2 separate regions of the Homo sapiens genome follow, and region 1 is linked to region 2. A link is a contact called in ENCODE Hi-C or POLR2A ChIA-PET data. All regions are on one chromosome and are shown on one strand. Each heading gives the region's core, a stretch centred on a gene start or an enhancer-like site at or near the end of the contact. The rest is flanking DNA. Distances are from core to core; before and after follow the strand shown.

The links. A loop is a pair of places that touch in the nucleus more often than their neighbours do. ChIA-PET counts read pairs that join two places held with the same protein, here RNA polymerase II (POLR2A). Pooled maps may share reads with other maps.
Region 1: a loop to region 2 is called in a map of HCT116, with 7 times the contacts of the local background. The contact joins two enhancer-like sites. A Hi-C loop is called at or near these places in 3 of 168 maps with a recorded cell type or tissue (B cell, CD4-positive, alpha-beta memory T cell and HCT116) and 1 of 50 pooled maps. POLR2A ChIA-PET finds 5 or more read pairs at or near these places in 1 of 52 experiments (OCI-LY7).

Annotation. Positions count from the first base shown.
Region 1 is chr7:65,506,235-65,512,252 of GRCh38, forward strand. It overlaps the pseudogene LOC101929322. Among named protein-coding and RNA genes, the nearest start is that of ZNF92, 140 kb to the left of the region's middle. RefSeq lists an enhancer at 2,953-3,951. Within about 2 kb of position 3,195, at least 2 of the 41 ENCODE cell types and tissues checked have a DNase peak (open chromatin) inside an H3K27ac peak, as active enhancers do.
Region 2 is chr7:65,445,536-65,452,100 of GRCh38, forward strand. No RefSeq gene overlaps it. Among named protein-coding and RNA genes, the nearest start is that of ZNF92, 75 kb to the left of the region's middle. Within about 2 kb of position 4,101, at least 2 of the 41 ENCODE cell types and tissues checked have a DNase peak (open chromatin) inside an H3K27ac peak, as active enhancers do.

The DNA.
Region 1 (6,018 bases), core at 1,945-4,444, 60 kb after region 2:
GTCTCCCCAACTACGTTCAGTGGAAGAAAAGATCCCCTGGACAAATAAGTTTGAGAACTGTTGTTGCAGGACTTCTCAGAACCTTTAAAACACAAATCCTCATCCGCAGGGATCTTCAGGAGGGAGATGGCTGGTGCAGCACAACTTTCTTTCACAGGAGCATCTTGCAGAATACAGTATGAGATACAGAAAGGCTGCACTGAGTCTTTTTAAGGGCCCGGGCCTTGGTGCGGGTGGGGTAGGAGCTCTCCAGATAGCATCTAATGAGTAGGAACATTCAGGTGGCTTTTTTTTTTCCTTATTGGCAAAACTGTGTGTGCACCATGAATGAAGCTGGTCTCCCTTATCCATATCAAAACTAAACCCAAATTAATTGGCTAAATTGGGACTCAACACCTCCAGGAGCCACATGGAAGAAAGCCCCACCACACTTTAAAGTAGCTTACCTCATCATATTTGAGGAAAGCAAAACGCTTATGACCAGTATGCTGCTAATACAAGTCTACAGATAATGCTGTATGAAAAATTATTTTTCCCAATCATGGCTGGCATAGTCTACATTTCACATTACACTTTCCCCCCTTTTTTTAAATTTTAAGCACAGGTCTTTTTTTCTTCTTTTTTTAAATTTTAATTTAATTATACAAGACGGAGTCTCAGTATGTTGCCCAGGCTGGTCTTGGACTCCTGAGCTCAAGTGATACATCCGTCTCCGCCTCCCAAAGTGCTGGGATTACAGGCCTGAGACACTGTGCCCGGCCTTAAACACAAATCTTAATTCATTCTTACAACTATCCTGAGGTTAGAAAAATGGAAGGGGAAGAAAAATGGCAAGCAGGCAGGCTGACTTCGGCTTCATTATTTGGAAGGACAGTTTGCTCGGTTAAAACACACTACTGCCCACAAAGGCCAAGACAACAGAAAAATACAGACTTATATAAATAGATTTTATATGTGACAGCAGTTTGAATGGAGACTTTTTCAATGCAAATGACAAACAGCTGTCCTTGGGAATAAATGACAACGAATTTTTTTATCTCAACAGCTGTCCTGAGAGCACGTCTCTACATCTCTACCTGCATTCTGGAAACCGGGAGAAAGCCAAAACGGACGACAAGACACTAGATCAGCCGTGTCCAACCCTGTGACTACAAGGACTTTTCCGCCTATCTTTGGTGGTGGGTATCATCAAAATTCTGCACAAACCTTTTTTTTTTTTTTTTTTTTAAGCTCATTAGCTGTTGTTAGCATTAGTGTATTTTATGTGTGGCCCAGGAGCATTCTTCTTCCAATGTGGGCCTGAGAAGCCAAAAGACTGGACACCTGTGCACTAAATCAAAAGGCTATTCCTTCTGGAAGCAATTGTAAAGAATTTCTCACATTATCTTGACACGAAAACCAATGGATAGTGGGACAGAATGCAAAATCTTCAAGAATTTTTGTTGTTGTTGTTGTTGTTTTTGAGTCAAGGTCTTGCTCTGTGGCCCAGGCTGGAGTACACTGGTGAGATCACAGCTCAGTGCAGGCTCAAGTGCTCCTCCCGCCTCAGCCACAGTACTAGCTGGGACTACAGATGCGCACAGCCACCCCTGGCTAATATTTTATCTTTTGTAGAGACGGGGTCTCACTGTATTGTCCAGGTTGGTCTCAAACTCTTTGACTCAAGGGATCCAGGACAGGATAACAGGTGTGAGCCACCACACCTGGCCATGTGCATGAACTTTTAAGACAAACACAAGGCCCCACAAAAGGTAAGGTTTTCCCACCTAATTTCCAGGGGATCTTTTGGTGCAAGGATGAGAAGCCCTTAAAAGTACACAGACAACTCCAAAGATTCAAGACAGTTCATTCGGGCTGAGCCAGCCCACTGGGCAGACAGACCTTCAAGAAAGGCCCACGCATGACATACACCAGATGGCTCTCCAAGAATCGCTTCAGTCCTCAGGGTCCCTAAGGTACTGGACAGAGCTAGGAAAGCAAACCCATTTGCTTCTTCCTGCACGAAACCCCTTGAGGTCAAGACCCCACAATCAGACGAGGATGGAGTGGCTCACCCTCAGTCAACAGGCCAGACTCAAGGTGGTATAATGACTTAACCAAGGGTGTGGGACTCCAGGTCTGACTCCCAACTCAGTTCTCCTTTAATAACCACACTTTGGTAATTCTCCTTAACAGGGGTTCCTGGCAAGTCAGTTCTCCCTCGGGCCTTTGGTTTCCTCACCTACAAGATGAGAGGGCCGGACCAGATGGAAATTCGGGGGTAAGGGGATGTCCGCGCGCAGCCCACCCTCACCCTCCCCGCCCCACGGGACCCTAGCGCCTCCATCCCAGTTCCCACCAAGCACCCGCCCCACAAATCCTGCCCAAGGTGAGGGCTGGTCCCGGGTCTCTCGGCTGCCGCATCAGCGAGTGCAGGAGGGAGGGGAAGCCTCCAAGGGCGCGACGCGGGCTCAAGGATGCAACTCGGCCAGGAGTGAACTGGGGCCCCAAGGGAGGTGTCCGGGCCGCTGCTCGAGCCCAGCCCGGGTCCCCAAACCCCTTACCTCCAGGGTCCGTATCTCCTGCTCGGTGAGGTCGTTGGACACAGCGCACTTGGTGCGCAGCCCGCGCAGGCTGCCAATGGAGATGCCGATGAGCTTCTGGAGCTGTCCGCACTGCTGCAGCCCCGGGCTGGCCGGGGCCCCTGCGCCACCCTCAGCGGCCGCTGCATCACCCCCGCCACCGCCCTCCTTCTTCTCTCCCATCGCCTCCGCGCGCAGTGCCGCCCTATGCAGGCCACAGCGGCCGAGGCAGGGAGCCCGGGGCTCGGGCGCCTAGGCAAGGAACCCCCGAGCCGGGAGAGCCCCTCGGCGCTGCCCTTGCCAGGACGCCAGTAGAGCTGGCAGCGGAGTCTGCCGCTCCCGCCCTCAGAGCCGCGGCGGCGGGAGCAGAAAGCCGCGGCGGCAAAAAGCGGCGGCGGGGGCAAAAAGCCGCGGCGGCAGGGGGCAAAATGCCGCGGGAGCAAAAAGCCGCGGCGGCGGGGGCAGAAAGTCGCGGCGGCGGGGGGCAAAAAGCCGCGGCGGCGGGGGGCAAAAAGCCGTGGCAGCAGAAAGCCGCGGCGGCGGGCGCAAAAAGCCGCGGCGTCGGGGGCTAAAAGCCGCAAAAAGCCGCGGAGGGGGGAGCGAAAAGCAGTGGGAGCTGGGGCAAAAAACCACAAAAAGCCGAGGCAGCGGCGGCAGAAAACCTCGGCAGCGGGGGCAAAAAGCTGCAGCGGCAAAAAGCGGCGACGGGGGCAAAAAGCCGCGGTGGCAAAAATGCGCGGCGGCGGGGGAAAAAGCCGCGGCGGAGTGGGGCGAAAAGCAGTGGGAGCTGGGGCAAAAAAACCACAAAAAGCCGCGGCAGCGGCGGCAGAAAACCTCGGCAGCGGGGGCAAAAAGCCACGGTGGCGGGGGTAAAAAGCAGCGGTGGCAAGAAGCCGCGACGGTGGGGGCAAGAAGCCGCGGCGGCCCAGGCAAAAGGCCGCAAAAGCCGCGGCGACGGGGGCGAAAAGCCGCGGCGGCGGAGGCAAAAAGCCGCGACGGCAGGGGGCAAAAAGCTGCAAAAGCCTCGGTGCGGGTGAAAAAAGTCGCGGCGAGAAAAAGCCGCTGAGGCGGGGGCAAAAAGCCGCGGCGGCAGGGGCGAAAACCAGCAAAAAGCCGCCGCGGTGGGGGCAAAAAGCAGTGGGAGCTGGGGTAAAAAACCACAAAAAACCGCGGCAGCGGCGGCAGCAAGCCACGGCGGCGGGGGCAAAAAGCCGCGGCGGCAAAAACCCGGGGTGGCAAAAAGCCGCGGCGCCGGGGGACGAAAAGCTTCAAAGGCCGCTTCGGCGGGGGCAAAATAGTGGAAAGGAGGTAGAAGGCTGGCACAGCTTGGCATTGCTGGAGTGTGATGTGATAGGAAAAGTGCACCCGAAAACAAAGATGTAAGTGGGCTTGACTCAGTGCAGCTAAGAACCTAGATGTTATCTTGAGGGTATTAACTAATAAGCAGTTTAAATCAGAATGGCACATTCTGATTTGTTTTTTGTATGTTCACATTTGGCAGACATAGATACTGTTTGAAGAGAGGAAAGTCAGTAAATAGACGTAACAAACTTGAATATGTGCAAAGTCTAGAAACAAGAGACTAGGGGGATAAGAACCTTTCAAAAATGCAAGATTTGAAAACTGGCTGGGGGATGAGGAAAAGGCAGGTCTTTAAGGTCAATCCTTGTTTTGCTTTAAGTTGTTAGGGGGTGGTTTTATCACATATTGTAGAATATGTCATTTCAGTTTTGAACATCTTGAGTTAAATTGTCCTAACATATCTTATGAATTTGGTTTTCTTCCCTGGGAAGCTGATATTTCAAAAACTTAAAGACTATAGATTTCCAACTTGTATCCAATTTATAAAATTATCTCTAGGCTGCTGGTTTCAGGAGGAGGCTCACTGAATATTCTATTTGCAGAGAATATATCAGGAGTTAACAGCCTCAATTTTTGTGGACAACCAGTTAACTAAGCCACCTCTTAGTGTATTTAGTTGGGAAATCTTAGCTGAAGATATTCATTAATGAACCAACAGTGACTAAAAAATTCATTATTTAAGTACATTTCATTGTAATTAATTTGAATTTAAGTAGCCATATACAGCTAGTATTTACTACATTGAACAATGCAAATAAGAGGAAAAAATTAATAACCATCTCTAATATCACATGCCAAAATCCTAATCAATTTATTCTAGCTAAAGGAGTTTATCAGAAGCAGCAATTGAAAGTACCAACTAAACCAGTTGGGGTTAATTCACTGTCATTCTCTCAGAACCATCTCTTCTCTGAACAAAACAAGTACAAGAGTTAATTGTGAATCTGCATTTTCCTTGCCTATTTTAAGGTTTGGATGTTGACACTAATTTGTGAAATCCCGCCTGTGGTGTGATATTTGATTTTCCTTGCTTTTTGTTAGGGCAAGAATGCTTCAGCTCTTAATTTAAAATTATGTTTCTCCCTCCTAGGTTGAGTGAACTTAGAATGCATTCTCTGACATATCCAAGTTTTTGTTAATATGGATCTGGGGAAAAAAGCATACTTAATTAGCTAAGACTTCTTATTCTAGGCTTGACCCTGTGTTCGACATCTTTTGAATTTGTAGTTGCATAGGCTGCTCTCTGACACTGGTTGGTGATCTTGAAGCTATATTAACATTAGGGGAGGTGGTGTATTAGCATTAGAGGTATCCTTGCAAGGAAAAACTTGTCTTATCTCAATACGTCTTTTTTTTTGCACACAAGAAAGTCAATGTTTGAGTCTTCTAAAATCTTCCTATTTCCAAGTTGCAGAGTACCATTGATTCCTAAACAAAGATCTAATTTTTGACTCAGAGACGTGGCAAGGTAGTGAATAACCATTATAATTTAACAACCTTCAAGATAAAATTATCTCTCTGATATTTAGATTTTGCCCGATTATTAAGATATTTGAGTGTTTCTTTAAGAATGGAACACTCTAGTCTCTTGAGCAGAGATTATAAAGGCCTCAGATGATCATTTTTTATGCTCTTTTCTTTAACACCTTCAACACAGTTGGAAGCAGCCAATATTCCCCAGAGTTGTTGTGTTTTTTAAACCAAATGCATGGTTCAGTGGTAGAAAACTGGGCTGATCCAAGCTGTTTTCAGTAAACACTTCATTTCAGGTGACCTATTTCATATGAAATAATCTCTAGATCCTGTCTTCAAAACTAACTAGATCAGATAACCTACCCTAGATTTTCCCCTTTTAGGGTCTGTTAGCTGCAGTCACTTTTGTGAAAATGATTGCAGTGAAAAGATAGAGTTGTAGATGGGGAAAATGTTTTGACTAATTTAAGCATAGTGGTATTTAATATGAGAATTTAAGTTACACACATTTGAAAATTACAATGGAGTCTCTTGGCTGAGCTTTAAAAAAAATAGCGTTTAGGCTAAAAAGGGAACTGCTACCTCTCCTAAAATCAGAAAGATGTTACAGTAATTCTCCATT
Region 2 (6,565 bases), core at 2,851-5,350:
GTATATTCACATTATTGTGGAACCAATCTACAAAACTGTTTCATCTTGCAAAACTGAAACTCTATACTCATTTCACAGTAACTCCCCATTCCTTCCTCCCCCCAGTCCCTGGCAACCCCAATTCTACTTTCTATCTCTATGAATTTGACTACTCTAGATAACTCATATAAGTGGAGTCATATAGAATTTGTCTTTTTGTGACTGGCTTATTACACTTAGCATAATGTTCTCCAGGTTCATCCATGTTGTAGCATGTGTCAGAATTTCCTTCCTTTTTAAGGCTGGATAATATTTCATTTTATGTATATACCATATTTTGTTTCTTCATTCATCTGCTGATGGACATTTGGGTTGCTTCCACTTTTTGGCTACTGTGGATAATGCTGCTATGAACATTGACATAGGAATATTTATCTGTTTGATTTTATGCTTTCAACTCTCTTGGGAATATACCTAGTAGTGAAATGGCTGGATTATAGGTTAATCCTATTTTTATTTTTAGTAGAGACAAGGTCTTGCTATGTTGCCCAGGCTGGTCTTGAACTTGTAGGCTCATTATTCTATTTTTAATTATTTGAGGATAATGATGTTTTTCAATGAGACTGAGAAGGAGAAACATAAGCTATATGCATTATTATATTAGAGTGTCTCCCATTTCCCCACATATCTACTGAGTACCTATTATGTGCTTAGTGCTGTTTCTAGTAGGATTTGGGACCCTATGGTTCCTTCTTTTCTGTCACTAGAATATGACCTCCATGGGGGTAGGGATTTTTGTCTATTTATTTCTTCTTTACTGATGCATGGCCAGGACCTAGGATAGTGTCCAACATTCATTCATTCCTTTGTTCAGCAAATACTTATTGAGTACCTAGTATGTACCACATGCAAAACGATTATGAAAGTGATTATGAAAGTCAATTAAGAAACCAATATTTCTTTTCTGCTTGGCTAATGGGCAGAGTTGATGAAAGGAAGCAACAGGTCTTTCTGATCACTTTGTGCTCCATCAGCTAAATGTTAATGACCCCTTTACTTGCAAAGGAGGGATAGGGTTAAATTTAGGACTGTGTAGGGTCCAGCCCCACAGGATTGGTGGGTTTTCTCCCCATGTGCAGAGACAAGAGAGTGTAGAAATAAAGACACAAGACAAAGAGATAAAAGAAAAGCCAGTTGGGCCCAGGGGACCACTATTACCAAGACGCAGAGACCAGTAGTGGCCCCAAATACCAGGCTGCATTGATATTTATTGGATACAAAACAAAGGGGCAGGGTAAGGAGTGTGAGCCATCTCCAATGATAGGTAAGGTCACGTGGGTCACATGTCCACTAGACAGGGGGCCCTTCCCTGCCTGGCAGCTGAGGTAGAGAGAGAGATGGAGAGAGAGAGACAGCTTATGCCATTATTTCTGCATATCAGAGACTTTTAGTACTTTCACTAATTTTGCTACTGTTATCTAAAAGACAGAGCCAGGTGTACAGGATGGAACATGAAGGCAGACTAGGAGTGTGACCACTGAAGCACAGCATCACAGGGAGTCAGTTAGGCCTCTGGATAACTGTGGGTGGGCCTGACTGATGTCAGGCCCTCCACAAGAGGTGGAAGAGTAGAGTCTTCTCTAAACTCCCCCGGGGAAAGGGAGACTCCCTTTCCCGCTCTGCTAAGTAGCAGGTGTTTTTCCTTGACACTGATGCTACCGCTTGACCACAGTCCACTTGGCAATGGGCGTCTTCCCAGACGCTGGTGTTACTGCTAGACCAAGGAGCCCTCTGGTGGCCCTGTCCGGGCATAACAGAAGGCTCGCACTCATCTTCTGCTCACTTCTCACTATGTCCCCTCAGCTCCTATCTCTGTACGGCCTGGTTTTTCCTAGGTTATGACTGTAGAGTGAGGATTATTATAATATTGGAATAAAGAGTAATTGCTACAAACTAATGATTAATGATATTCATATATAATTATATCTAACATCTATAACTAGTATAACTATTCTTATTTTATATATTTTATTATACTGGAACAGCTTGTGCCCTTGGTCTCTTGCCTTGGCACCTGGGTGGCTTGCTGCCCACAGGACTGGAAGAGAGCAACTCAGCTAGAAGAGAAGATCAGTGGAGGCAAAAGCCTTTTCCAACTGATCCCGGATGGACAACTGCTCATTCACCAATACTGAAGCCATTTTTGAATTCAGAGGAGAGCAGAAAGTGGTGCCTGATTAGCAGCAACTTCAAATTAGAAGACTGAACAAACTCACCTAAATCTTACCTGGTACCCAGTCAATCCCGCTTAGTTCATTCAATAAGGTGATATTTAAAGAATATTCCCAGAGCTCTCTGGAGTTCACAAAATGGTGCATTCAGTTAACAACATCCATTTAAGTCTCCTCCTTTAAACTGCCATGAGATATGCTATTGGAGAAATTCAGCAGGTTAAGGGGCTGGCAGGAACTATCTAGGATTCCTTCCAGTTAGGCCCTCAAAGGCATTTTGCAGTCCCACGCTGGCCCCCAATATGCCAGTGTGGGACTGCATGCTGTGAACATATGAAAAGCCCTTCTGTGAGCCCCAGAGATTGTTTTTCTCTCCCTTCTGTGAGCCCCAGAGATTGTTCATGTCTATCTTTCTACTTTAAAACCACTGCCACGTACCATTTCTTAGGGTCCTTTTCATCTCCAGACTGGCCTATGTGGTAGGACGTAAACTTGCCAGCTACCCTCTCCTCACTGTCCTCCCAAGTAACACTGATACCATGGAGAAAACAAAGTTACAAATATGGGAAATAGTTATACAGACTTGAGACATTTCACAAAAGTTCCTGTAATCAATGTCCGTGCTTCTTTTGATTGAAGGTACTCTGAAGCTTCAGTGGTCTGCTCTATGCTATCTGTGAGAGTGGTGCTCTTTATTGCTTATAGGCTAAGGCTACACTAATTAGCCTGCCATTCAAGGCCCTCTCCAAGCAGACTATGGTCTACCATTCCATTATTACCTCCTACTCATCTTCCAGTCCACACAAACTGTCTGCTCCCATCAAATGGCACACTAACTATTTTCTCCCAAACTATTTTCATTAATATTTCCTGGTCTTTGTTCACATTAATTCCCTCAAACTCTCTACCCTTTCTTTGGGGCCTGGAGCCCTACCTTTTGTGACCACCCCCGGCCCTTGGGGCAGAATTGCTCCCTCCTTGGAATTCTGATAATCTTTCTAGTCTGCACCACTTCTCTGGATTTGACATATTGGAGTATATGTGTGTGCGTGTGAGACTAAAAGCAGGCACATTTTTATATTTCTAGGGCTAACACAGTGCCACACACTGAGTAGGGACTCAGAAAGCATTTATTTTTTAATGATGATGTCATGTTCTTGAGGCCTATTCTTTCTTTCCCTAGGTAATGTTTACTAATGTGAATGAAGTGCTGCTGAGGCTTGCTCATGTTTTTTAAAAAGATGAAGATGGTGATGACTCAGTGGCAAGACCTTTTGGCAGAGAATTCATCTTGAAAATACTTGTACTATCCTAGCAACACATGTGTAACAAGGGGAAACTGTCAGAACAGCCCTAAGGTAAAAGCAGGGCAGATTGTAGGATTTTAATAGGTAGGATTCTCTTCTCTCCTCTCCTCTCCCCTCCTCCCCTCCCCTCTCCCTCCTCTCCTCCCCCCTCCCCCCTTCCCTTCTCTTCTCCTCTCCTCTCCCTGTCTCTCTCCCTCTCTCTTTCTTCCATCCTTCCTTTCTTTTTATTTATTTACTCTCTTTTTCTTTCTTTCCTTCTTTTCCATCCTCTCTCCTTCCCTCCCTCCTTTCCTTCCTTTCTTCCCTCCTTCTTCCCTCCCTTTCTTCTGTCAAAGTAATTAAACTTTGGAATGAGTTATGGAGGGAGATTATTGAGAAAATTTGAACAATTTACTCATTCATTCTAAGAAAAACTTGGAGACAAAGTAAAGGAAAGGGGAAAAGTTTAAGTAAGAGGGATTTGGCATTTATCCACAGAAAACAAAGGAAGGCAGATAAAACCTTCCTTCCTTCCTTTCTACCTTCCTTCCTTCCGTACTTTTTGGTCTCAACTCTGTGTGGCTTCCCCAGCAGGATGAAGAACGCTGTGGTGGGTGGGGCTACTTCTTCACTGTGTTGTAGAGCCATCAATCAGGCCAATAAAAATTTAAAAAGGCACAGATGGTTTTCTCTGTGAAGAAGTGGCTGAAACAGTTACTGAGTAACTATTTCTCTTAATGTGGATATACCTTCATTCCCCAATTGACCCAACCAGGCCAACAATTTTAGCTCTTAAATACTTTACCCAAAGCAGTGCTGGAGTGATGGGTGGGAAAAGACCTGTTATTGCCTCAGGAGTTGGAAAAAGACAGACTCCCACAAGTGGCAGGACAAGAGGTAAGGGAACAACCAAAAAAAAGTAGCAGAAAAAGTTACAAAAGGGAAACAAGGAAACAAAAATTGAAATGTTAAAGGGACACTAACTACATAGGAAGCAAGTGTGGAAATTTGTCTGTGATTAGATTCTTGGAGAAAAGTATAGACAATGTGGTATAAAATACTTTAGTCCCAGAAACACCGTTCTAGAGCTATTCATTTATAAAACAATTTTAGGTGTGTAAGACTAGAAATCTGGGCAGGGCGTGGTGGCTCACACCTGTAATCCCAGCACTGTGGGAGGCCAAGGTGGGTGGATCACGAGGTCAGGAGTTCAAGACCAGCCTGGCCAACATGGTGAAACCCCATCTCTACTAAAAATACAAAAATTAGCTGGGCGTAGTGGCAGGCTCCTGTAATCCCAGCTACTTGGGGAGGCTGAGGCAGGAGAATCACTTGAACCCAGGAAGTGGAGGTTGCAGGGAGCTGAGACTGTGCCATTGCACTCCAGCCTGGGTGAAAGAGCGAGACTCTGTCAAAAAAAAAAAAAAAAAAAAAAAAGACTAGAAATCTGTATTTTTTAAAAAATAGAGATGGGGTCTCACTCTGTTGTCCAGGCTGGTTTCAACTCCTGGCCTCAAGCAATCCTCCCACCTCAACCTCCCAAAGTTCTGGGATTACAGGCATGAGCCACCACACCCAGCTGAAATTTGTATTTTTAGTAAGTGCTTCTGCTGATTCTTAAGATCGAGTAAGTTTGGGAAGCACTAGCCTGTAACATAGTAGAAGGAGTTTCATTAAAGTGCAGAAACAGCAGCAAATAATTTGCTTGAAAGACAATTCATGAGACAGGAAGAAGAAGACGGGAGATAAAGATCAAACTTTGAAATAGGAGAATAAATAATTATATTTCTCTTTTGCACCTCTCGCTCCTGAAATAATTTAAAGTAGCAATGTTATAATATGAATAATGAACATATCTTGAGTGCTTACTGTTGGCTTGGCACTACACGTGCATTTTCTCATTTAACACTCACAACAACTCCATGACTACTATTGTGTTTTTCATTTTACAGATGAGGAAAATAAAAGGTTAAGATAGGAAAGGGCAGAGCTGGGAGCCAAGTGTTAAGTATTTTAGTCCCCAGAGTCTCTGCTCTTGCCTCACTATATTGCTTCCAAACATCAAAACAAACAGAAAACCAGAAAGCCCAGAAACAACAGGAAAGCCAAAAAGCACAACTAAGTGAAGAAACTTAGATGAAGGAAAAATAAAGGAAGACAAACAGGTGAAGCTGAGGTGAGGTCCCGTGCATTGATTAGAAGGGGGTGGGGACACACATTTGGCTGTGGGCTTTCCAACAGCCAAAGCAAAGAAGGAAGAGTGTCTTGATGCAGGGTAGTCACAAGATAAAAGCAAACCCTCTTTTTAGAAGAAACATAGCAATTTCTGGTAGCATTTTCTGGGAGAAATGACCCTTGTAATACTTCAAAAAGAGGAGAAATGATTCTATTGAAAGGATTTGAAAGGATTTTTTTTCAAAGAACTTTGCTGTTCATTAATTTTTTAAAAATTGGGTAAGCAAATGTTTTAAAAAGGAAATCATTTAAATATAGATGATAATATTATTCCCTTGTAAATATGTTTTACAGTTCACACTTTTATAATAAAATAACTGCATGTGGAGTTTTTGTCCTTGGAGATCTTAAAGAAAAGAGTGGCTATTCCTCTGGCTCAGATGCCCGAAGGCAAGGACAGGCTTAAGGGGGCTCCTTCCAACTCTGAGGCTGCGATTCTATACTTTGGGAGCTGTGCAAACACTTCTACCTGCGGCAGCTTAACTAGTCTCAAACCTAAAGACTCAGCCACAGCAATGGCAATGAAGGCTTCCATTGTGGAAATCCTTTCTGATAAAATAAGTGCTTAAAACACACACACACAGACAATAAAACAAAACCTCCTCAACACTTGGGATTAAGACACACTCAAGTAAGACATTTGCAGAAACAAAAGTTTTACTTAGTAAATGCTTGTAACTGGGGACGGAGAATCAGCACTTAGGCACCACTGATTTAACTCTGAGAGTGTTTGCTGAAGTCCTCTGTGTCTTAGACATCAAAGAAATATTTTCTAAGAGTGCCATCAGCACCACCTCAGGGGTGATGTTTTAAGTCTAATATGAAAAAAGAGAA